Regions from separate parts of the Homo sapiens genome. Here region 2 is linked to region 1. The links are chromatin contacts, found by Hi-C or POLR2A ChIA-PET in ENCODE. All regions are on one chromosome and are shown on one strand. The core of a region is the stretch at or near the end of the contact, and the rest is flanking DNA. Distances in the headings are between cores, read along the strand shown. Region 1 holds the start of ADAM15 (ADAM metallopeptidase domain 15). Region 2 holds the start of DAP3 (death associated protein 3).

Region 1 (6,693 bases), core at 2,845-5,344:
CTAAAAAATACAAAACATTAGCCGGGTGTAGTGGCGGGCGCCTGTAGTCCCAGCTACTCGGGAGGCTGAGGCAAGAGAATGGCGTGAACCTGGGAGGCGGAGCTTGCAGTGAGCCGAGATCATGCCACTGCACTCCAGCCTGGGAGACAGAGCGAGACTCTGTCTCAAATAATAATAATAATAATAATAATTTTTAAAAATCCCAATAACAACTCTTGTCACTTACCATAGGTCTGGCATAGTTTTAAGCACTTTACATCTATATGGACTTATTTAATCTTCCCAGCAACTCTATGCAGCAAGTAGTTTTATTATCTTCATTTTACAAATTAGGAAATTGGGTTTATATTGCTTCATCATTGGTAACTATGTATTATCTATAACCAAGTGAGAGCTCTCTGCAAATGGGATCATAAGACAGATGAAGAGCCAAATACAACTAATAAATGGATAGGCCATTTATTAGTTGTAGGGCCTCGGGCAAACCACCTAATCTGTCTCAGCTAGATTTTATTTTATTTTATTTTTATTTTATTTTTTGAGACGAGGTCTCACTCTTTCACCCAGGCTGGTGTGTAGTGGCTCGATCTCGGCCCACTGAAACCTCTGCCTCCTGGGCTCAAGCGATTCTTCCACTTCGGCCTCCTGAGTGGCTGGAACTACGGGTGCACGCCACCATGCCCAGATACTTTTTGTAAGGTTTCGTCATTTTAAAATAGAGCTATTGATAGCACCTACCTCCTAGGTATGGGAGGAGTACACGAGCTAATGTTCACAAAGTGCCCAGCATGTGGAAAGTGCTCCATTCGCAGGAGCTGTTGTTACTGTGCACACATAGCTCTAAGTGTCTGGGGATCAGCCCTCAAGACAACCAAAGCCCACCCCCCTGCCATTCATCCTCACCCGGCGAATGTGGCGCTGTCCCAGGGGGTGCTCTGGTGGCTTCTGAGTGTGTACAGATTCCCGCCAGCTCAGGGCACAGGTGTGGCCTGGCAGGTGGAGATCTTGGATTCGCGAAATAATGGGAGGACCCTGAAGGTCCCCAGGCCCCTGCTCCAGGGTATAGCTTCTCTCTGGGGTCAGGACCACCAAGCCTCTAAGAAAAAAGAAAGTCAGAGAACATTTCAGCTCCATGCCTGGGTCTCCTTACTTTCTCTACTGTCATTAAATCCGCCCAGTATACCTGAGCCCAGAGCAGGTGCAGATGGACACCCAGGAGCCTGCATATCCCCGCACTCTTCCCTGGTAGCAGCAGTTCTCCTGCAGCATGGGAACAACATTAGTGCTGTCTCAGAGAGCACACCAGGACTGGAACTGAGGAGCCTAGCTTGACGGTAAAAATATGCAGTGTCCTCTCACCTTCCAGCCACCCCCTCCCTCTTTCCCCTAAGCCAAAAATGGCACAAGAGGGCCTGACTCACCAAAGTGTGTCCCTCACTGACCACCCGAGTGCCATCGGGCTGGTACCACACCAGGGTTGGGCGGCCTGGGACCAACTCCCTGTGGAGTGAAGAAAAAGAAGGCAGTGCTAAAGCCACTTCCCAGGTCGTGCATTGACAAGCAGAGGCTTGAAGGTGGTTGTGGGGCTGGGGACCAGGCAACCCCCGCAGCCAACTTTTCCACTCCTGACCCCGGGGCAGCAAAGTATACTGGTTGGGCCACTGACTCTGTTAGTTTATTTGAATTCCAATCTGGTTTTCACCACATACTAGCTGTGTGACCTGGGGCAAGTTATTTAATCTCTCTGTGCCTTGACTTCCTCATGTATAAAGTGAGGACAATAATACATGATAGTATATCCCTTATAGGGCTGTTATGAGGATTAAATGAGCACAAGCACTTAGTACCTGGCACATAATAAATGCTATACAAGTTGTTGGCCATGTGGTCACTGTTATTGCCACCATCACTATTACCTATTCTGTAGCAGCTCCAGGATATGACTGTCACCGTCCAGCTCCAACTTGATCCTCAGGGGCTCAGGCAGACTGGTCTGTGGGCACCAGAGGGCAGGTCACCTCCCTAGACCTGTCCACAACTCCCAGCCTCTCTAACCAGAAAACCTCAGGCCCACAGAAGAGCACCAGCAATTAGATCACTGGTGGGGGGATCCCAGGGGAGGGGCCAGGAAACCCTGCCTGGCCTGGAGCATTGTTCTGGGGGGTTGTGTGCGGAGGTCAAGGAAGGTATCTGAGCCACCCCTTCTCGGCTTCCTGCCCAGAGAGGAAGCACCGTGTAGGACCCAGCACAAGCCCCAGCCCTTCCTCTGACTCAGCTTTAGAATGGGGTGGGGGGGGGGGGGTTTGGTAAGGTCCTGACTCTTTCCAAATCCCCCCACTGAGAAAACCGACAACATGAGATGAAGAAAGCAAGTTTGGCTTCACAATTTCCCCAGTGGAGATGGATGGGTTGGGTGGGGCTGAGGCAGACAGATACACGTGTGTGCAGAGGGAGAGGGAGATAAGTGAAGCCAGGTGCTGGGGTGTGGTGGGAGAGGCAGCTGGGCCTGGGATAGACCCACTACAGTGAGCTCTACCCACCAGCTCCTCAGCCAAGCTTTGGCTTTGAGACACCTGGCTATACCGGGGCGTGTGTGGATTCGTTTATTTATTAGAGGGGAGTGAGAGCTCACCTGAAGCACCTTTTTGAGGCTAATTGGGAGATCGTCCTGAAGGACCTGGGGCTCCAAGGGCTCCCTCGGGGCCTTCTCTGACTCTGCCTGCTGCTCCTCAGTGCCACCTGCAGGTCCCAGGACACCCCAAGACAGTACTGAGGGAATCGACAGCAGGGCTGGGGGTGACAGGTGCCCTCAGATCCACCAGCTCCCAGCCCATCAAGACCCTTAGGTACCTGAGGGGCTTCCACATTGCATGCTGAGACTTAAAGAAGAATACTGGAAGGAGAGGGTGTCTCTCTAATTTATGGCTTTCCACCCACCAACCCATTCACAAGTCCCCAAGAAAGACTTTCGGCTTGCGCAGCCTGTGGCCCTCCTTGTCCCCTTCCGGCCAATCCCAGGTTCTCACAGGACCCTCCCCGGTTCCCACTCCCTCCCAATCACTCTCCCCCCACTTCAGGAACGCCCCCTCTCGAGACTGAGCTAAGCCTTGTGGCCGGGTGCCCGCTCACCCTCCCCTTCGCTCACATCGGAGATGCCAGGAACGCCCATTTCTGGGTGAGCAGTGCAAACACCCCCACCTCCCTAAACACCCTCATGCCCAGTCAGGCACACCCGCTGCCTACAGCCTCTGCTTCCTCCTCGAGCACCCCCCACCCCCCCAACACACAATGGCCCTCTCTCCTCCGGACACTCCACCCGCGCCTGCCCTCTCGGTCCCGGCCCAAGACAGCAGCGGGAAGTGAAAGTTCCAAGGAGGAGTTGGTGTCCCAGCCTCTTTCCTGGCCAATTCTCCCTTCTCCTGGCTCATCTCGGGCCCCTCCCGCTCGGCCAGGCACTGGTGGCAACAGCACCAGGGTGAGGAGTGCCTGGCGGCCCCAGGCCTGGAATAGAGGCTAGAGAGAATCCTCTTCACTAAACCCTACAAGCCATGCCCGCTCAGCGCCCTGGCACCGGGTCGAACGGTTAGCTAGGCCCCAGAGCAGCGAAGATGCCAGTCCTGGGGAGCAGCGACCCTCTCATCACGATCTTGAAGTGGCGCTGGACAGGCCCCTCGGTACCTGGTACCTGAGCCTGAAAGTGTCCGCAGGGACCGCGCAGAGGATGACCAGGCAGGAGGCAGGGGGCGCCGGCATCCCCCCTCCTTCTCTTTTCACCCCATCGCCAAGTCACCGGGCCCTAGGCCCAGGACAGCGGACCAGGGCGGGCCGCGCTCTGGCTGGGCTCTCCCAGGGTCTCCGTCCGGCCCCATTACCCTAATGCCTTCCGACTTTCCTGCACCTCCCTCCCAGTCCGCCCCCCGACCCACTCCAGGCGGAGGACTCACCTATATTTGGGAGCGGCCAGGAAGGCAGAGGGCTGCCCGCGCCCAGGAGCCCCAGGGCCCAGAGCAGCGCCAGCCGCATGGCAGCGGCGCTCCGGGCCGGGCGAGGGCAGCAAGTGCGGAACAGCGCGCGGAGGAGCGGCCGGCGGCCAGGTCGCCTCGGAGAACCCAGCAGCGCCGCGCGGCCACCAGGCCCCGCCCCGGCCCGCCCCCTCCCACCCGGCCCCAAGCCAAGCTCCGCCCCCGGCAAAGCCCGCCCCGCTGCGCGCCGGGTGCCTCGGGAGCGGGGACACCGCCCACTACGCCCGCGCTGCTCAGCGCTACCGCTTCCCCGCAACTGTGCGGAGTGGGAGCCGGTGCCCGGTCCGACCGGCTTGGGCGGCGCGCCTTCACCCGGCGCCAGGTCCGGACCCCTCCCTAGTAGCTTCGCGGCCTCCCTGCCTCCTGTGCGCGGCCTGGCTCGGAGAGGTCGGGCGGGCAGGCTTTCCCGACTGCAGGCGAGGCAGTGCGCGGCTCACCCCAGTCCCCGACCCACGTGAAGCGTACAGGGCATTTTATTAACCGGGAAGGACGGTGCGGAAGAGCGAGCAGGACGCCTCTTCACCCCGCGTAGGCAGTGTCGTCGTTGCTGTCACTAAAGGCGGAGGAAGAGAGCTCTTCGCGGGGCGTGCAGACCGGGCACCGCTGCCGCATGTCGTCCCAGCACGACCAGCAGTACACGGCCTCGCAGTCCAGCGTCCGGCACACGTAGGACTCGGGCGTCTCGGGTGCCTGGCACACCACGCAGCGCCGGCACAGCCAGCGGCGCAGGAGCGGGCAGCCGCGGTGCAGGATATCCGCCAGCGGGTGGCGCTGTTGGGAGGTGGGCGTTAGCGCCAGCCCGGGAGCGAGGCGGGAAAGAAGGGGAACTGGACAGCGTTTCCTGTCTGAAGTCGCCAGGCCTGACAATTCCCGCGTGTTGGAGGAGGCTGGGTTGGACAAAGGAAACCCCTGGAGGGCGAGGGTGCCTCCCTCCCCAACTCTGTGATGGAGAATGGGAGGATGCACCCTCCAGGCTCTCTCCAAGCGGATATCAGCCACAACTCTCATTTGCACTTTCCTGTAAATCATCTTATTTGGTTCTCACAGTGAGGCTGAGAAGTGAGCAGGCCAGATCGACTATCACTGTTGCTATCCCCACTTTACAGTTGAGAAAGGTGAAGTGACTCTCAAAGTCACACAGATAGTAAACAATCCAACTTGGCTGGACCCCAGGGGCCCTGATTCCAAACCACAAACCTAGTTCACTATGCTCCCTGCCATCCCTCACGACATGTCTCTACACAGTTGTCAGGGATTTTCCACAGGCCACCTTACCCAGGAAGCAGCCACTCTTTGCCCAAGAAACTCCAGAGGCCCTGCTGCCTGCCAGACAGGCAGAACTCTTGGGCTTGGCCTTCAGAGCCTTCCCTCACCTGGTCCCTTTCTAGCCTCTTTCCTACTTTAGCCCTCCCTGAGAGCTGTCTCTTCTGAGCCAGTTTCTCCTGAGACTAGCCCTGGCACTTCGCATTCCCTGTGGACTGAGTCTTTGCACATTCTGCTTGGAATGACTGTCTGGCACATTTCCATCTGTGCATTCACATTCAGTTTGCTTCACGACCCTGTCAAGGAATCCCAGCATGTTCTTTTTTGTTTTTTGTTTTTCATTTTTTCACAACACATTCATTTGGCCCCTATTGTGTGTCATGGGGGCTGGGGGTATCCAGGCCCTAGGGAAAAAGCTAAGCAAACACAGTCTCACTTTTATGAACTTTGTTAGGACTGATTAAATAAGAATGGCTGCCACTCATTGTTTATAATGTCAGGTCCTGTACTAAGATACTGTACATAAATTATTTCAATTCTAAATTAGCCGGGCGTGGTAGTGTGTGCCTGTAATCCCAGCTACTCGGGAAGCTGAGGCACGAGAATCGCTTGAACTGGGGAGGTGGAGGTTGCAGTGAGCCAAGATCACGCCACTGCACTCCAGCCTGGGCGACAGAGTGAGACTTAGTCTCAAAAAAAAAAAAAAATTCAATTCAATTGTCATGTAAGGCAGATAGTGTTATTATCATCTCCTTTTTTTCAGGTGAGAAAACTGATGCTTGGAGATGTGATCACTGCCCAGGGTCACCCAATGATAACATGCATGCATATGGAACTTGCTGCATGCCAGCACCATGTAAGTACAACTCATTTAATCCTTAAAACAACCAGATGGAGTAGTTAACCCCATTTTATGGAAGGCAAAAGCCCAGGCACAGCAGTTAAGTCATGTGCTCAAGGTCACACCGTTGTCATAGTAATGAGGGAAGGAGCCGGGATACACACTTAGGCCCTCTGGCACCGGAGTCCCACACCTGACCACCACTCTAGGCTGATCTCCAGTGAGCAGGCCTTACAGATCTCTCCAGTCTTGCCATTCTTCAGAGGGAGAAACTGAGGCTCAGTGAAGACCTTGGCCAAGGTGACACAACTTAATGAGGGAGTATGGACTGGAGTCTGCTTCCTCAGATTCCATGTGCCTTACCATGTGCCCCTGCATGAGGCCTTCCTGACTCCCAGCCCACCTGCCTCCTCCTGTCCCTTGAACTGCACTGAGCTTCTGGTCTGCAGCCCTCTGGTAGAAACTTTGGTTTTGCCTTGGGCCTCCTGTTTCTGTGCGGCCCTCTTGCTTTTCTATGAGCAGACTGTATTAAATCTCATTCTCCTTTTCTGCCTGCTTCCTAATGGT
Region 2 (6,693 bases), core at 2,637-5,136, 640 kb before region 1:
TGTGGCTGCTGGAATTGCTTTACACTCCTCTGTTCAAACTGCAGAATATGTAAATAATTGGCAAAAGAATTCCTCAAAATTGTGGAATTATCAGACCCGGATAGACCAACAATTGGCAAATCAAATAAATGATCTTAGACAGACTGTTATTTGGATGAGAGATCGTATAATAAGCTTAGAGCATCGATTGCAAATGCAATGTGATTGGAATACTTCTGATTTCTGCATAACTCCCCATTCATACAATGCTACTGAACATCACTGGGAAAAAGTTAGACATCATCTGGAAGAAAGGGATGGAAATTTTACACTGAATATAGCCAAATTAAAGGAACAGGTTTTTAAAGCATCTCAGGCTCATTTAACTCTCCTGCCTGGGACTGACATTCTCACTGGAGCTGCTGATGGACTTTCAAACATAAATCCTCTTAAGTGGATTAAGACCGTTAGAGAATCAACTATCGCAAATTTTGCTTTAATGTGTACCTGTTTATGCTGTTTGCTTTTAGTCTGCAGATGCGGAAGATGCCTCTGGAGAGAGACCAGACACCAGGAACAAGTCTTAATAGCAATGGCAGTTTTAAAAAAGAAAAAAGGGGGGCATGTTGGGAAAAAGGCTTACAGGGTGCCTGCATAAACTGGCCATAAAAACATGGGACAGTAAGTTGTGGAAAGCCACAAGAGGACTCTGAGGAGGAAAGCCTTCTTATCGCCATTATGTTCCCATGCTCTGAGCACAACCTGCTCTCTTATCTATAAACACTGTGCTCAAGAAGAAAGACGCTCCTCTGAAGCACTGGAATGTGGCTAGATATGCAGGCTCCTAGTTAAGCCCACTCCCACCAGCTAACTAAAGATACGTTGTTTAAGCACAAAGGAGATTCACTTAAACCGCCACTGCTACAGATTATGTGTATGACGTACTGCTTCCCTTTGACTGTTTCGCCCTGAACATCTGCTTCTTAGATCTAAGTGACTGTACTCAATAAACAGTGTGGAGATCAGAACTCTGGGCCTTTTGCAGCCTCCATTTTGCAACTGGCCCCCTGGCTCCCACCTTTATGAACACTTAACCTGTCTCTTCTCATTCCTTTGTCGCCACCGGACTTCGGATACCCTACGGGTGGTGCTGAGACTGGTCCCCCAAAATTAAGAAAATGCAAATAAAAACCACAATGAGATACACTTCACACCCACTAGAATGATGAAATTCAAAAGAACTGATAATAACATGTGTTGGATAGAATCTGGAAAAACTAGGATTCTTATATGTTGCTGTTAGGATTTTTTAAGCGGTGAGGCCACTTTGGAAAAGTTTGGCAGTTCCTCAAAAGGTAAAACATGGAGTTACCATATGAACCTGCAATTCCACTCTCAGGTATAAAAGAGAAATAAAAACAAGTGTATGCAAAAGTTGTACACAAATGTTCGTAGCAGTATTATGCATAAGAGCCAAAAAGTGGAAATACCTCACATGTCCATCAATTGATGAATAAACATAACGTGGTATAGCCATATAATGGAATATTATTTGGCAATACGAAACAAAGTTCTGATGCATTACACAACTGGATGAACCTTCAAAACAAAGTAAAAGAAGACAGTTGCATATAGTATGATTTCAATTACATGAAATGTCCATAATTTGCTTATTAATTACATAAACTGATTTAGTGGTTGCGAGAGGCAATGGGAGGGAGGAATGGAAAGCAACTTACTGATAAGATTCTTTTGGGGGTGATAAAAAATGTTCTAAAGTTCGATAGTGGAGGCTGGGCATGGTGGCTCACGCCTGTAATCCCAGCACTTTGGGAGGCTGAGGCAGGTGGATCATGAGGTCAGGAGATCGAGACCAGCCTGGCTAACACGGTGAAACCCCGTCTCTACTAAAAATACAAAAAATTAGCTGGACGTGGTGGCGGGTGCCTGTAGTCCCAGCTACTCAGGAGGCTGAGGTAGGAGAATGGCGCGAACCCGGGAGGCGGAGCTTGCAGTGAGCCGAGATCGCGCCACTGCACTCCAGCCTGGGTGACAGAGCGAGACTCCGTCTCAAAAAAAAAATAAAATAAATTAGCTGGATGTGGTGGCATGTGCCTGTAGTCCTAGTTGCTCAGATGGCTGAGGTGGGAGGATCCCTTGAGCCAAGGAGCTTGAGGTTGCAGTGAGCCAGGACTGCACTACTGCCTTCCAGCCTTGGCGACATAGATCCTATCTCAAAGCAAACAAACAAAAAAAAGTGTAAATTTACAGAAGAGTTGCAAAGGTAGTACAAAGTGCTTTCTTACAATTTTCATTAGAGTTTCCTTAATGTTACATACATATGACCATGGTACAATTTTCAAAATTAAGAAATTAAAGCTGGTACAATACTATTTAAAAATTGCAGACTTTATTTGCATTTCCTCAGCTTTTCTGCTAATGTCTTCTTTCTTTTTTTGAGACAGGGTCTCGCTCTGTCACCTAGGCTGCAGTGTGATGGCGTGATCTCGGCTAACTTTGCAACCTCTTCCTCAATCCTCCTGCTTCAGCCTCCCAAGTAGCTCAGACTACAAGCGTGTGCCACACCTGTCTAATTTTTGTGTCTTTTTGTAGAGATGGGGTTTCACCGTGTTGCCTAAGCTGGTCTCGAACTCCTAGGCTCAAGCAATGCGCCCTCCTCCGCCTCCCAAAGTGCTGAGATTACAGGTGTGAGCCACTGCGCCCAGCCTAATGTCTTCTTTCTGTTACAGGATCCAGTAGAAGATTCCACATCTGGAGATCTTTTCCTTTCTTTATATCTATCACCGACATTACCTACTCTTTAAAAATTTTGTAAAAGGCATAAATTTGAAAAATATATCCTCATTAATCTAAATCAAGTCATTGATACAACTATTTAACAAGACGCCCGGCCTGCTTTGTTTTATTAACGACTTGGAGGGACAGAACACTACCCATTACACCCACAAACGTTATCGACATCAACAGAACTGTAAATGACAACACGGCAATACTCTGCACCTTCCCTATGCCTAGGAGCTAATTCCACTTTACATATATTATTATTTCGTGTGTGTGTGTGTGTGTGTGACGGAGTCTCGCTTTGTCGCCAGGCTGGAGTGCAGTGGCGCGATCTCGGCTCACTGCAACTTCCGCCGCCCGGGTTCAAGCAATTCTCCTGCCTCAGCCTCCCGAGTAGCTGGGGCTACAGGCGCCCGCCACCACGGCCGGCTAATATTTGTATTTTTAGTAGAGACGGGGTTTCACCATGTTGGCCAGGATTGTCTCGATCTCTTCACCTTGTCATCCACCTGCCTCGGCCTCCCAAAGTGCTGGGATTACAGGCGTGAGCCACCGCGCCCAGCCCTATCTTATTATTTCACACACCAACCCTGGAGGCATGTTTGGAGTTGCCTAATTTTTATGTACACTTTTTGATAAGGAACTAACAAAAATAACTTGCTGAAGACAAGGGAAACTGAGTCCAGAACTGAATGAGAAGCACATGGTTTCTTCATCCTCCATCACCAGGCTGTCTAACGAGGCTGAAGTACCATCCATGAGTAAGTGCGTCAAGGGCAAACAAACATCATCGCATATGGACAGTGGTGTGAAATTCGAGAAATCCGAGGAGGGTTAACAACAACAAAAAGCACACCACCACGCCGAACTTCCTCGGGTCCCAGGTTGGCAACTCAACGCCCGGGAGGAATCCCCCCCGGAGGCGCGCCGGTCTACCGGCCTCACTCCCTACCTCCTGGAGGTCCGGAGTCCCGCTCCTTTCCCTCAGCGGTACAATACCCGTGTCGGTCCATTCCCTCACCGTGAGTCGAGGACTAGTTCTCCAGACTAGGCGACCGACACACGCTGCCTGGGGCCGGCTCCAAAGCGCCCGTCCTGAGACTGCAAAAAAGGGTCGGGTCATCCGGCAGGAAACGACTCAACGCGCAGCCGCCGCGGCCTCCAACCACCGGCCGGCAGAGGGGCGCTAGGCCGCCCTCGATCCCCTCGCCGCGGTCCCATGGAGGAGGAGGCGAGCCGCAGCGCCGCGGCGACGAACCCAGGGAGGTAGGTTGTCATGGGACTCGGCCGGCCACCCTGGCAATTCCAGTCAAACGGCAAGCCAGACTCGCTTTGCCGGTCCCTTCCTCTCCTGCCCCTGCAGCCGCCAGGAATGGAACAGTCCCGCGGTGGGGACTGTGGGAGGCGCACGCGCGAGGAGTGTAGGGTGGGGGTGCTGGCGGCGGCTGCTTTGGCGGCGGTTGGTGGCCGTGCGGGCGGGGAGGGAGGGGGAGGAGAGAAGAGGAGGTGGAGAAGGCTTGGGCTCGCGCCGCTGAAGGTACGCGTGAGGGCCTGCGCTGGAGCCGGCTTGACAGGGTCTGAGGGGGAGTGGAGAACTGGGCGAGGAGGTTCCCGTGGGTGAGCGCGTACGGGATGGCTGGCTCGCAGGACGGCCGAAGGTGGTGGTTGGTGGGAGCAGCCAGCGACGAGCCCGTAGACACTCGTACGCGTGCGGGCTGACGTGCGCGCTACATGGCCGGAGTCGGGCGAAGCGGGGGACCGTGGGGAAGAACGCGAGGAGGGAGGAGTGGGAGGTTGGGGGTGTCGCTAGGCGCCCTTAGCTCCCTCCCTCTGGAGGAGCTGCCGCGGCCACTCTGCTGCCGCCGCTGCCGCCGCCATTTTGGGTTCGCTTTGCGAGGGGAAACGATCCCAGTGTCGGTTGCGGGATCCGCCTCCTCTCAGTTTGCCCCTTTAGCCCTCCACCTTTCCCTTCTCCTCTCTCGCATTTCCGCCAGTCGGCTTACCCGCTGGCCGCCTCCTGACAAGCGGGAGGGATCCGCGGTGGACCCAGGGAAGCGGAGGAGCCTGGCGGCCACCCCCTCTTCCTCACTTCCCTGTACTCTCATCGCTCTCGGCCTCCGACACGGTGAGTAGAACGATTTGGGCCGGCATTCGGGCCTAAGCACTCTCTCAGCGATTGAATCCTGGGCTTTCTGGGAGCCACTGTCATCTCCCGGACCTGGACCTCTGGGAGAGCAGTGGTGAAGATGGGGGAGGGGAGAGCAGGGAGGGGGATCCTGAGCCTACCGGGAAGTCCCTCCAGGCGGGGTGAAGGGGTGTCCCTGACAGGCAGACTCCCGGAGGGGGCTGGGAAGTAAGCGAGTGGAGGCGGAGTCGGCTGTGCCCCTGACAGGTTAGTTTGTGTTTGTAGGCATGATCGGAGCCTCCCCCATAGTCCAGTTTGTGTGTGTTTAATTAAGGGATAAGAGTGGTCGAGGACACGATCTTGAGAGGGGATTTTACCTGTGTGACAAGGTCTGTGGTGTCCCTGCCGCGTTGAACGGTATGTGGGAACGACAGGATGATCTCAGTGTTGTACGTTTAATAAATGTCACTGGTTAGTTTGTACATGGAAAGAGATGTTTTTGGTCTAGCAGACAGATGGTCTGTTGGTGTGTAGCGGCTGTGTTGGTGTGTGTATGTGAGGATGGCAAGTGTTTCCGTAAGAGTTTGCCTTTATTTGTGTAAGTGTAATGGAGTTCCCCTTATAAGTTAGCTTATTTCTTGAATAAATGTTGGGAGGTTCCTTGCAGGTTGATATGTGTGTGTATTTTAGGGATTGGGAGCCCCTAGTTACTTGTTGGGAAAGAGCGGCAATGGTAGTGTTCTGTACAGCATGTGTCTGTGAGGTCAGGGAGGGGAGAAACTTGGCATAGCCAGTTGTGGTCTTAAGAATAGTTTGTGCCTTTGGTTAGAGTGAGTTGTGTAAATGTGAAGGGCCAAAATATCTTTAACAGAATCATTGCTACAAAGCTGTAAAGAATGGGTGGCCTTATTTGTTGTCGCGGGTTTATAGTAATAGTTTACAATACAATAAGAAAGCTCTTTCAGTTTCTTTGTGATACTGAATCTCTGTGAAAATGGTAGGATGCTTTCTTCCATTTTACAAAATAGGAAATTTAGGCATAAGGAGAGAACTTCTCCAAGGCCGCATGTTAAATTGGTGACAAAGTTGGAACTGTAACTCCCATATTTTCACTACTACTGCAGCAGTATATTCAGCATACCATGGTGCCTCAGGAAGTCTTTGTCGGCAAATCTGAGTATGCTGGAAAGATAGGAGCACATAAGACTGGTTGGCTTGTATTTGGGGGAGACCGATTGTGTCAGATATGTATGTGGAACGTAGCTGTCCTTGCCGAGTCTGACCTGTATGAAATGCATATCCATGGCTATATTATTTTGGATTTATGGAGGAAGCAGAGCATTTCTGACACTTAAGGTTGTATGCGTGAGGGAGAAGGCTTTCACAGCTTAACTTGTACCAGAGCAGCTGCATGGGTGCTGACAGCTTAACTTGAAATCTGTGGGAGGAAGGATCCTTTTTCACTCATTCAACAAATATAACCATTCAATGAATGGTCCATGCCTTGAGGTGAGGATCATCAAGGTGTCTCTGTAAATAGCCTGGATGCAATCTGAGGGGAGTTGTTTTGACGGTGGTAGGTATTAAGTTGAGGGAGGCAGTGTGGAATTAAAACCAGAGAACTGTTTTTGGGTACTGGTAATTGTTAATATATGTGCCTGTGGATGTTGGAACTTCTTGGCTGGGCTGAAGGAATCCTTTGAAAGACTGATTTCGGCAGGGCGCGGTGGCTCACACCTGTAATCCCAGCACTTTGGGAGGCCGAGGTGGGCGGATCACGAGGTCAG

Evidence for each region. Hi-C counts contacts between places; a loop is a spot of excess contacts on that map. ChIA-PET counts read pairs that join two places held with the same protein, here RNA polymerase II (POLR2A). Pooled maps may share reads with other maps.
Region 2: a pooled map shows a loop between it and region 1 (2.6-fold over the local background). The contact joins the promoter of DAP3 here to the promoter of ADAM15 in region 1. A Hi-C loop is called at or near these places in 1 of 50 pooled maps. POLR2A ChIA-PET finds 5 or more read pairs at or near these places in 3 of 52 experiments (HEK293, PC-9 and activated CD4-positive, alpha-beta T cell).

Annotation. Positions count from the first base shown.
Region 1 is chr1:155,048,717-155,055,409 of GRCh38, reverse strand. ADAM15 (ADAM metallopeptidase domain 15) reads right to left here and starts at 4,094. Exons shown (of 23, transcript NM_207197.3): 1 at 3,945-4,094; 2 at 2,633-2,739; 3 at 1,917-1,993; 4 at 1,422-1,500; 5 at 1,184-1,260; 6 at 904-1,096. The coding sequence starts at 4,023. DCST1 (DC-STAMP domain containing 1) reads right to left here. Exons shown (of 17, transcript NM_152494.4): 17 at 4,480-4,793. The coding sequence ends at 4,542. DCST1-AS1 (DCST1 antisense RNA 1) reads left to right here. Exons shown (of 4, transcript NR_040773.1): 2 at 6,049-6,141. It overlaps ADAM15-EFNA4 (ADAM15-EFNA4 readthrough), which reads right to left and starts at 4,094. Exons shown (of 26, transcript NR_176418.1): 1 at 3,945-4,094; 2 at 2,633-2,739; 3 at 1,917-1,993; 4 at 1,422-1,500; 5 at 1,184-1,260; 6 at 904-1,096. RefSeq lists a silencer at 3,930-4,389 and an enhancer at 4,860-4,919.
Region 2 is chr1:155,686,284-155,692,976 of GRCh38, reverse strand. DAP3 (death associated protein 3) reads right to left here and starts at 3,886. Exons shown (of 13, transcript NM_004632.4): 1 at 3,803-3,886. YY1AP1 (YY1 associated protein 1) reads left to right here and starts at 4,203. Exons shown (of 11, transcript NM_139119.3): 1 at 4,203-4,318; 2 at 4,776-4,906. It overlaps LOC124904431 (a long non-coding RNA gene), which reads left to right. Exons shown (of 2, transcript XR_007066649.1): 2 at 1-1,007. It also overlaps the pseudogene LOC124904430. RefSeq lists enhancers at 3,738-3,787, 4,163-4,797 and a silencer at 4,278-4,327.